2 separate regions of the Mus musculus genome follow, and region 2 is linked to region 1. The links are chromatin loops, found by intact Hi-C in ENCODE. Cell type or tissue: heart. All regions are shown on one strand. Each heading gives the region's core, and the rest is flanking DNA. Links, peaks and the distances in the headings are about the cores only.

What was found. A loop is a pair of places that touch in the nucleus more often than their neighbours do. Peaks named below come from ENCODE experiments on the same cell type or tissue, not always from the same donor. Only the 100,000 strongest peaks of a DNase experiment are listed, where the experiment ranks them.
Region 2: it touches region 1 in a loop (4-fold over the local background); 40 of 42 quality-filtered maps call a loop at or near these places.

Annotation. Positions count from the first base shown.
Region 1 is chr2:165,823,659-165,829,030 of GRCm38, forward strand. It overlaps Zmynd8 (zinc finger, MYND-type containing 8), which reads right to left. Exons shown (of 23, transcript NM_001363020.1): 11 at 4,550-5,031. Among named protein-coding and RNA genes, the nearest start is that of Gm11465, 55 kb to the right of the region's middle. In heart, for the core only: a CTCF peak has its summit at 2,467 (motif pointing right); a DNase peak (open chromatin) is centred at 2,513.
Region 2 is chr2:165,897,582-165,902,953 of GRCm38, forward strand. It overlaps a transcript of Zmynd8 not described here. Among named protein-coding and RNA genes, the nearest start is that of 1810021M19Rik, 15 kb to the left of the region's middle. In heart, for the core only: a CTCF peak has its summit at 2,886; no DNase peak of the experiment used is centred there; H3K4me3 peaks cover 1,777 bases; H3K27ac peaks cover 3,010 bases.

The DNA of each region.
Region 1 (5,372 bases), core at 125-5,124:
GAGGTCAGACATGAAAGGTGACAGGATCCCAAACACAGAAAGCAAAGGTGTCACCACACAAAAAGTCAACCAGCGCACCATGTTTCCTTGAAAGTCAAGTTCAAAATTAAAAAGGTGGGCCAGCTATATGGCTCAGTGAATGAAGGTGCTTGCCACCAAGTCTTAGGACCAGAGATGTCTTCCATTTCTGGGACCCACATGATGGAAGGGAGGACTGGTTCTCATAGGTTTGTTCTCTGACCACCTTACATGTCAATGACAAATTTGCACAATGCATGCATATACAGGCACAGATGAATCAAAGTATAGTGGGGGAAAAAATAGGTCAGATGTGGCACACACCTTTAATCCCAGCACTCTGGTGGCAGACACAGATCTCTGTGAGTTCAAATCTTGCCTAAGGGATTGTAGAGACAGCTCAGCAGTAAACAGCACTTGTCACTCTTACAGAGGACCTGGGCTTGCTTCCCAGCACCCACGTGGTGGCTCACAACCATCAGTAACTCCAGTGCCAGGGCATCCTGATGCCTTGCTCTGGCCTCTGCAGGCAAAAAAGCATGCATGGGTGCAGGCAAAACACTCAGACGCATAAAAGCAAACACAAATAAATCTTTAATTATTTTTAAAGCCGGTCTGGTCTTTATGGTGTGTTCTAGGCCAGTCAGGGCTAGAGTGAGACCTCCCCGTTGCTGTCTCAAAAAACAAACAAACAAACAAAAAAGAGTGAATTGCAAACAGAAGCTGCACACAGCCCAAGCCCAGAGGACTCCACTCCTGAAGAAAAAAAAAAAAAAAAAACCAAGGGCAAGGCCATTGTTTGCTCTGTGTGTGTGTGTGTGTGTGTGTGTGTATGTAATGGTGTTTCATCACAACAGAAGCATACTAGATAGAGGACAGGGACACACACAATAAGCCAATACATAAAGGCTGGACAGTTGGCACATGTCTGTGTGTGTATGTATATTTGGGGCTTCCCTGTAGCAGCAATTGGACCACACTGTGTCAGAGCCAAATAACAAAAAGCCCCATACCATACCACAGTAGTTCAGGCCTTGGGGGACTTTAACAAAACAGACCAGTAGTGCTAATCAAGGGTCACCTGGGGCCACCAAGGTGGCTCAGCTGCTAAAGGCACTTGCCAGCAAGCCTGATGACCCGAGTTTAAAGCCTGAGACGAACATGGTGAAAACTGACAACGGCAAGATGTCCTCTGACCTGCACACAAGTGCTGGAGCGTGTACGTACACACACACACACACACACACACACACACACACACACAAAGTGTGAATGCCACCCAGAGAAGCACGACACCAGTGCACGTGAGCAGAAAGCTCAGAGCAGGTCAAGGCCACAACAGGTTCTCTGCTGTCCCTTGACCCTATCACCTGTCAATCACAGTCCACTCCCTCCGTGACTGTGGGTAAGTGCCTGAGGTTTAATAGCACGCCATGCAATTCCTCAGGAGAGCTGGCCATGGGAGGGAGGGTTCGTTAGTGACTTAGTATTTGTCATGGACAGCCATTTTATGACAACTATTGATTTCACAGTAAAGCGGAGTCTGTGAAAACACTCTCCTGCCTCCCTGACAGCAGCCCCATAGCGGGAAGCCAAGACCAAAGCGCCATTAGCTCAGAGGGGTCTGTAGGCTCAGGCCGGTGCCATACTACACATTAGCATTCTCAATGGGGTCTCTAGGAAAGAGTTAGCAAAGGCCGAAGGCTGATGAAACCCGCCTGCCCAAGTGGTCCATATGTGGGGGCAGGGGTCCAGGGCTGTGGCAGCTACAGGCCAGGCCCCCTGCGGGACAGGCAGCTGCTTAGGGAGTTGAATCTGCTCGTAGGGACAACAGACCCAGGATGAGCTACTACTGAGTAGTCTAAAGAAAAGGACGGTCTTGGGGCCAGGGAAATGGTCCAGCGGGTAAGGCACCAGCCATGAACTTGATGGCCTGCGTTCAGTCCCCTGGAACACACACGGAAGAAGCAGAGTCCTGACCTCTGTAAACTGTCTTCTGACCTTCATATGAATGCACACGTGTGCCCGAACACACATGCGCACAGACTACACACCTTTAACCCCAGCACCAGGGAGACAGGCCGGCAGCTCTCTATTGGTTTAAGGACAGTGAGACCCTGTTAGAAAGAGAGGGAGGGAGAGAGAAGGAAAGGAAAAGGAGGGAGGGAAATAAGGGTCTAAATTCTCACACTTGCACATGCTCGCTCACGTATGCACACACTCACACACGTATGCACACACTCACATACGTATACAATAAAGGGCCACTCTGGATTCTGGAAGCTGCTTGTGTGGTCTTTCTATTTTACAGCATGATGAAGTTTTCTAACATTCCGGAGGGACCCCAGCCTGATCCCAACTGTGCTATCCCTGCCTGTGGAGGTGTCTGAGTATGGACAGCCTCCTCACCCTGGGCTGACTAGCAGCTGTCATCAATGCTAACAGCAGAGGGCGGGAGGGAGCAGCAGGAGGAAACAGGCCAGGCCTCAGGGCTGGGCTGGGAGGATTTGCCAAGTGACAGTCCTTTCTGGACTTTGTGGACTATAGTGAGAGCTGGCAATGCTGAACCCAGGGCCCAATCTGTTCCCTGTCCCTGTGTGGCCTGCTGTTTAAGAAGGGTATAGAACATTGGGGTTGGGACACAAAAAAATTCAATAGTTCTTTTTCTCTTTTTTTTCCCTGTATGAGTGTTTTGCTTGCATCTACGTCTGCGCACCATGTGTATGCCTGGTGCCCAAGAAGGTCAGATGAGGACATCAAATCCCCTGGAAATGGAGTTACAGATGGCGAGGAGCTGTGTGGGTGACGGGAATTGAAGCCAGCTCCCGTGCAAGAGCAACCAGTGCTCTCAACCACTGAGCTGTCTCCCCAGCCCAACTCAATAGTGCTTAAAGCATGCACTTAGAGAACTTCAAGCTTCATTACCCACCAACCAACACCAGTTAAGCTTTATTGGAACTCAGCTTTCAATGTCCAGAGCTGCAGCCACGACCGAAACACAGAACTACCACCTACGGTGTCTACTGTGGGCCCACTCAGCAAGGGACGCAATTTGTTGAGAGTATAACAATCTGAGTGTCACCCTCTTTCTTTGTTGAGGGTTTGGGTTTTTTGGTTGTTATTTTAGTATTTTTGAGACAGGATCTCATGTAGTCAAGGCCTCGAACTCCTAATCCCCCTGCCCCTACCTCCCAAATGCTGGGGTGACCACACTGGCATGTGCTGTCACAGTAGCGTCTTCTATGGCCACCTTATGACGGAATTAGCAAGTGTCAAGCAAGGTGGGCTGAGTAGGTTGTGTAGTTTTAGAATAGGGTCTTTGAAGTCTAAGTTCTCATCTTTAAAAAGAAGAAAAACTCTGCCAGTGAGTAAGGAATTTTGCCGCAAAGCTCGATGCCACGGATCCCACCCAAGGGAAGACAAACACTAAATTAAACACAACCATTCTTAGATTCCTATAAAGCTCTATTTTTTTTTTTTGAAATGCGGAACAAGAGAGCAAAGGGGAGTTTGCACACGAACACACTTTATTTTACGATGTGCTAACTTCAAGCAGGTTTTAATGGGGCAGCTGTGGTGGGGTACACCTGTAAGCCCAGCCCGTGGAAGAGGGAGATGGGAGGATCTTCCTGCCAAGAACATTCCTTAAGTCACCCCTCCATTGCATCTCTTCTCAGATCCTCGCAGCCAGCACTTTAGAGATCACCAGGAAAAAGAATTCCATGGTCAACACTGCCCCAGTGCTCCTGTCCTACTGTGGGTCCTGACTCCTTGTGCTCTCAACAGAGCTTACACATAGGGGAGGCTCGGCGTAGCCAGTTACGGTCGCCATGGTAGAGGTGGGAAGGCTAAGGCATAAAGACATTAAATATGTCCCCAAAGCCACATCAACTGATGGGGAGTCCTGCAATTAGAGACCAGTTGTTGTCTCCAAACTACGACACATAGCTGGAAAAGCCAGCCCTGAAGGAGGCAAGGGGGATCAATTTTCACCTCAGTCTCCTCACGTCTAAGTCAACCCTAACACAAAGGTATCAAAAACTAAGCTTTCGGGGGCTGGTGAGATGGCTCAGTGGGTAAGAGCACCCGACTGCTCTTCCGAAGGTCCAGAGTTCAAATCCCAGCAACCACATGGTGGCTCACAACCATCCGTAACAAGATCTGACTCCCTCTTCTGGTGTGTCTGAAGACAGCTACAGTGTACTTACATATAATAATAAATAAATCTTTAAAAAAAAAAAAAAAAAAAAAAAAACTAAGCTTTCAACTACACCGTGATGAGAAGAAAAGAGTCAAGGGCACTGCTGCGAACAGCCATGAGGCTCTGACAGTGGCCTCGAGCCCTGCAGGGTTTGTGGCCGGCCATTGCCATCCGCTTCTAAGAATGGCCCCACCTGGCCTTCCTTGGGGACTATCTCCCTCATCTGTGGGATCTGGTGGTGCCTGCCGGCTCGCACCTATGAGGGAGGCATCCAGGGACGCCAGAATGCACCAAGTGGCCTCCTACCCAACTCTCCCAACTGGGGCTGACCTGTGCTCTTATCAAGGAAGTCCATGGACTCCTCGCTTGCGCTGAAGTGGCTGGACGGGGCCTTCTTCTCGGGGTCCTGCTCCACATCGGAGCCCGTGTGCACGGAAGAGTTCGTACTGGTGGGGGAGCGAGGCATGTCGGACAGGGAGATCCTGCGGCCGGCACCCCCGCTCAGAAGGGGCTTGCTCAGAAGGATCTTGGGGGACGCTGTCATGTCAAAATTAAGCTTCACCTTCTCCTGTTTGTCTGTCTTGGCTGTGCCCGCGCTGGGGTTGCTGGGATCCAGCAGCATTTGGTACTGGTTGTTGGGCGTGTAGGGCGTCCTGAACGGGGAGTAATTAAAAACCCCAAACTTCCTCCGTATGTTCTCCACGTAAACTTCCATCTCTTGCATGGCGCTGTTGAAGATACTTTTAGTCTTTTTCACAGAAAAGGGGATTTCTTTAGACATGAGGTAGCAATTATTGACTGGAACCCAGGCTCTAGGATGGCAAAAGAGAGAGAGAGACTCTGAGTCAGCTTCAGCCATTTCCAAGGTAGTTTACTTTTTTTTTTTTAATTTTCTTAATGCAAACCAAATTAGCCTGGCAGGCGCCTGCCAAGATTCTTAAATATGGGGCCTCCTTTTTAAATAATTGACTTGTTTTGAATGGTTAATGAATGATCCACTTCACAGAGGTATTAAGGATAGAACTCGAACTAACAACAAAACTTAGCCAGAGACGTGAAAGGGTTCCGCACACTCAGCCATCTTAATCGCTTAGAAATAAAATGGATGGCTCAGCGGGTGGAGCTGCAGCTGCCAAGCCTGACGACCCGCTCC
Region 2 (5,372 bases), core at 131-5,130, 74 kb after region 1:
AGGCAAGCGCCTTGCCGTGACAACGACGCTACCATCTTCCTTTCCTTTAAGGACAGCTTGTCTTTACTGAAGGCGTTACCAAGTACCAATCACCTTTTTTTGTTTGTTTTGTTTTTTGTTTTTGTTGAGCCAGGGTTTCTCTTTGTAGCCCTGTCCATCCTGGAACTCACTCTGTAGACCAGGCTGGCCTAAAATCAGAGATTCATCTGCCTCTGCCTCTGGAGGCTTAAAGGTATGTGTCAGCACACCTGTTGTGAGGTGGTTTTTTTTTTTAACTATGTATCTAAAACAAGTCTAGATCCACAATTCCTTCTCCCTTAAGGGTTGGAATTTCACCACAAATGGTTTATTTATTTACATTTTGTCTTTTGTTGTGTACACGTGTTTTGTGTTTGTGAGTGCATGCATGCTCATATATATATATATATATATATATATATATATATATATACATATATATATGTGTGTGTGTGTCTGTGTGTCTGTGTGTGTGTGTTTGTGTGTGTGTGCACGCGTGCGCACGTGAGTGAGCCCACACATGTGCCTGTGCCTATGCGCTCTCCCTTATGAGAAAACCAAAGGACAATTTGTGGTAGTCAGTGCTCTCCTACCATGGGAGCCCTGGGATTGAACTCAGGCTACCAAGCTTGGCAGCAAGCACCTTTACCCACAAAGCCATCTCAGCAACCTCTCTCTCTCTCTCTCTCTCTTTCTATATATATATATATATATATATATATACTTTTTTTTTAAAACAGTGTAGCCCAGGCTGTTACCATCTCTCACCTACGGTCTTCCACCCTAAACCTCCTAAAAACTGGGATTAACTCTTGCACATTTTGCATATGAATGGTCCTAACCGGCCTAAGAGGCTGATTTTACTATCTCTGATCGAGAGCAGGTGGGTGACAGCAGGAACCAAAATTAAGAACCTCTTCTACCTGCAAAAGGAAGGCACTTCACCGAGTGGAGCGCTTGCCTAGCGTGCTCCAGGGTCTGCGTTCCATCACTACTAGCACCAGGGTGTGAAAAAGACATTTATAAGAAAAAAAATGCACAGAAAACCCTCTCCTTCTCTAAAACTCCAAGAAACAGATCCTATGGGAAGAGGACCCAAAGTCACGTGCGAGAGGCCATCAGAAAACCAAGCAACACCAAACACACACCGACAAAATGGAGACCACGGCGAGCAACTTGATCACAAAATCAGAGCCTCTCCCACCCAGGTCCCCGCAGAACACATCCATGTCCCCTACACCCAGTTATGCAAGCCCCTAAACATGACCCTTGATCTCAGCTCCACAACCGTCAGTCCCCAGTCCTGTGACACGTACCTTCCCGACATCTTCCACCCCTGGCTCCTGCGACTGCGTAGCTCCATGGGCAGAGGAACACCCGCCCTAAGGCCTCAGCTATCTGTTCTCTGGGTAGGAGGGAGCAGTCTCCCATCAGCCTCCAGGCCCTGACTCTTCCCATCCCCCACACCCTCCAGCTACTGGGAGCTTTTGAAATTTCAATTCTGACCAGGTCACTTCCCCGTCCCCACCCCCCATCTCCAAAACCCCTAAAAGGTCTCCCTTTGTTCTCGGGCGTCCGTCTCAAATTCTTCTTCCAGACTTTGGAGGCCTGCAAGATTCCCTCTTCCACTCTAGCGCCTAGCTCTGGGCTCAGGGCAACCCAGAAGGCTCTGGAGCTGGGCTGTCTGGATTCAGATCTCTCTCCTGGAACTAACTTCTCTGGCCTTGTGAGTTAGTGGGGCAAGAGCACCTCCCAGACCACTGACTGGATTACATTTCTTCTTGTCAAGGTGCTTACATAGCGCCATTATGCAGCCTTCAAAAACCAACACAATTTCATGACTTGAGGGAAGTCCCCCTCAGTCAATCTGATGACTGGACTGCTAACTGTCCCCTTGGCATTAATGATAATCATAAATTAACACTTGGTGATGTCTAACAGCTAAGATGAAGTTCTGGGCTGGGATACAGCTCAGGGTATCCCCAATACAACCCAAGGGATTTGAGTGCCAGCACTCACAAAACTGCTCACAGCTGTCTGTAACTGCAGATGCAGGGGATCCAACGCCCTCTAATGGCCTCTACAGGCACCAGGCACACAAAGTGGTCCACAGACACTTTTGCAAGGCAGGCAAAACACCCGTTCATTCAAAATAAAACGTGGAAAAGAAAAGGAAAAAAAGAGCCAGGCGATGGTGGCATACGCCTTAAATCCCAGCACTCAAGAGGCAGAGGCAGGAGAGTATCTGTGAGTTCGAGGCCAGCCAGGTCTAAAGAGCAAGTTCCAGGATAGCCAGGGCTACACAGAGAAACTCTGTCTCCGGGAAAAAAAGGAAGGAAAAAAACTTATAAATTCTTACAACTGGTTTCTCATTTAATGCCTGGCTCAATGTTGTATCTCTCTGGCACATAGAAGGTCCTTTAAAAAGTCGGGGTGGAGCATGCGCTACAAACCTGGTGTCTGGGACCACGTGGTGAAAGGGGAGGAGTTTATCTCTAACCTCTCCAAATATGCTGTGGCCACCACTCCTGACATACAAAGAAATACAGTAAAAAGTCTGATAAACCAATTGGGTGGCACACATCCAGGAAAAAGAGAAGCTAGCAGGGGCTGCCTAGGGAATTCCAGGCTATCCAGTGCCACAGGGTGATATCTCAAAAGACAAAACAAACAAACAAATAAAATCTTGTGAATGGCAATGACTGAATGAACAAACTTTAGGATTCCCAATTCCTTGGCTTCTCTGTTCAAAAGAAGCAGAAGTGAGTCGTATGGAAGGAGGGAGAACGCGGAGGGTGGGGGTGGGGGTGGGGCGCCAGTGTTACCAAAGGCAGCTGCTGCCCTCTGTATACAAAACAAGACCGGGAATGCTTAGAGAGCTGGGATCAGAGGCGCTAGGATGTGGGCCACCGGAGAACTGGCTGCAACTCAAAGGAGCGACTGCGGAGCCCAGAGAAACCCCCGGATAACATGCACAAAACTGACAGAAACGTGAAAGTACCCGCAGGGATGGAGGGGCCGGTCTGTAGACTCTAGGCCTCTCTGTCCTTGTCCCTTTCCACTGTTGAGCAGCCTCAGGAGCAGTGGCACACCGTGACGCCTCTGGTCCCAGCCCAGGCCTCCTCCCTCCTGAAATCAGACACCAGGGAATCTCAGATAAAAAGGCTAGTTGGGCCAGTCCACCCCACATTTACTGCAGCTCTACTTCCTCTCTGGGCCCATCAAACCCTACCCTGCAATGAAGCCTTCTGCTTACCAGAGTTGCTTGTCTCCTCTGCTTCCGAGAGGGCGAGACATTCAAGAAAATGACCCACACCACTCTATACACTAACCATCCTTCCCTCCTGGTCCTGGATTTGCATTTCCTGGGTACCGTCTCGCTTAGGGTTTTTATTGCTGCAACAAACACCATGACCAAAACGCAAGTTGTGGAGGAAAGGGTTTATTCGGCTTACACTTTAGGACAGGAAATCAAGCCGGGTAGGAGCCTGGAGGCAAGAGCTGCCGTGGGAGCCATGGATGGTGCTGCTTTTTGGTTTACCTTCTCACGCCTTGCTCAGCCTGCTCAGTCACCTAGGATCACCAGCCCGGGGATGGCACCACCCACAATGGGCTGGCCCTCTCCAATTGATTACTAATTGAGAAAACGCCTTACAGCTGGGTCTCATAGAGGCATTTCCTCAAATGAGGCTCCTTTTTCTCTGATGACTCTAGCCTGGGTCAAGTTGACACAAAAGACAGGGTTTCCTCTGTGAGACCCTGGCTGTCTTGGAACTCACTCTGTAGACCAGGCTGGCCTGGAACTCAGAGATCTGCCTTTGCCTCCAGAATGCTAGGATTAAAGTGGAGCACCACCACAGCCTGGCATCTTCTCCTGAATTCTGCTGAACCCATCTTACAGAAGAGGAAAACTGAGGACTTGCCATTCCACTGGAAGATCTAGAAATAAACTATCTGAATCGTGTCTGGGTCTCTCCTGATGACATGCTTCCAGTCTATACGAGATGTGACTATAAAATAAGTAGTCCCCTACAAACTGTTGTGTGACAAAACTTTTCCTGGGGAGTTACAACACATCTACTCACTCCAGACAGGAAACCCATGACAGACCAAAATACCAAGTCCCACTTGGTCAACCCATGGGCTTTATTGGGGTTACATACAGGAGTAGAAATAACTTTTAAAAAGTCTCATGACAGGGCGGTAGTTTGCCTCTCATCCCAGCACTCAGAGGCAGAGGCAGGTGGATCTCTGCATCACCAAGTGTCCACCCCAGCACAGGTGACAGCTGATCACAAGCTGGGAACCTAGGGTACAGAGCACAGCCTGCAGACAGCTTTAGGAGAACTTCCTTCTAGCAACTGGGTACAGTCAATTAGATGACAGCCTTACGACTGATTTTTGTAGGCAGTAAGCTATAGCCTGCTCTTGGAGATGATGGTCAAAGACTTAGGGAAACCTAGTGCCTACTTCAGAGTCACCTCGACTATGCTGGCTGACTTTGTGTCTCCCCCTCCCCCCCCCCGCCTTTGTTTTTTTTCGAGACAGAGTTTCTCTGTATAGCCCTGGATGTCCTGGAACTCACTTTGTAGACCAGGCTGGCCTCGAACTCAGAAATCCACCTGCCTCTACCTCCCGAGTGCTGGGATTAAAGGCGTGCACCACCACGCCCAGCTTGTGTCTTATCTTTATTGTTCTTGTTTTGGTTGGCTGTGACAGGGTGTGAATAGGTTTGGCACTCCCCAATAGTCAAATGTGTTTTGAGTGCTTGGCCCAAAGGAAGTGGCACTTTTAGGAGGTGTGGCCTTGTTGGAGAAATTGTGACCTCCTTGGAGGAAGTGTGTACTGTGGGGGCCGGCTTTGAGGTCTCCAATGCTCAAGCTACACCCTTCTGCTACCTTCTGCTACCTACAGATCAAGAGGGATGTAGAACCGGGCGTGGTGGCGCATGCCTTTAATCCCAGCACTCGGGAGGCAGAGGCAGGCAGATTTCTAAGTTTGAGGCCAGCCTGGTCTACAGAGTGAGTTCCAGGACAGCCAGGGCTATACAGAGAAACTCTATCTCAAAAGAAAAAAAAAAAAAGGATGTAGAAGGCCTCAAACTCACAGAGTCAGCATCTGCTCCTAAGTCAAGTGCTGGCTTTAAAGTTTTTGAAACAGGGTCTCACTATGGAGCTCAGGGTGATGTGGAATTTGCTTACAGTACTGTCTCAGTTTGGGTTTTACTGCTGTGAACAGACACCATGACCAAGGCAACTCTTATAAGGACAACATTTAACTGGGGCTGGCTTACAGGTTCAGAGGTTCGGTCCATTATCATGGCAGCATCCAGGCAGGCATGGTGCAGGAGGAGC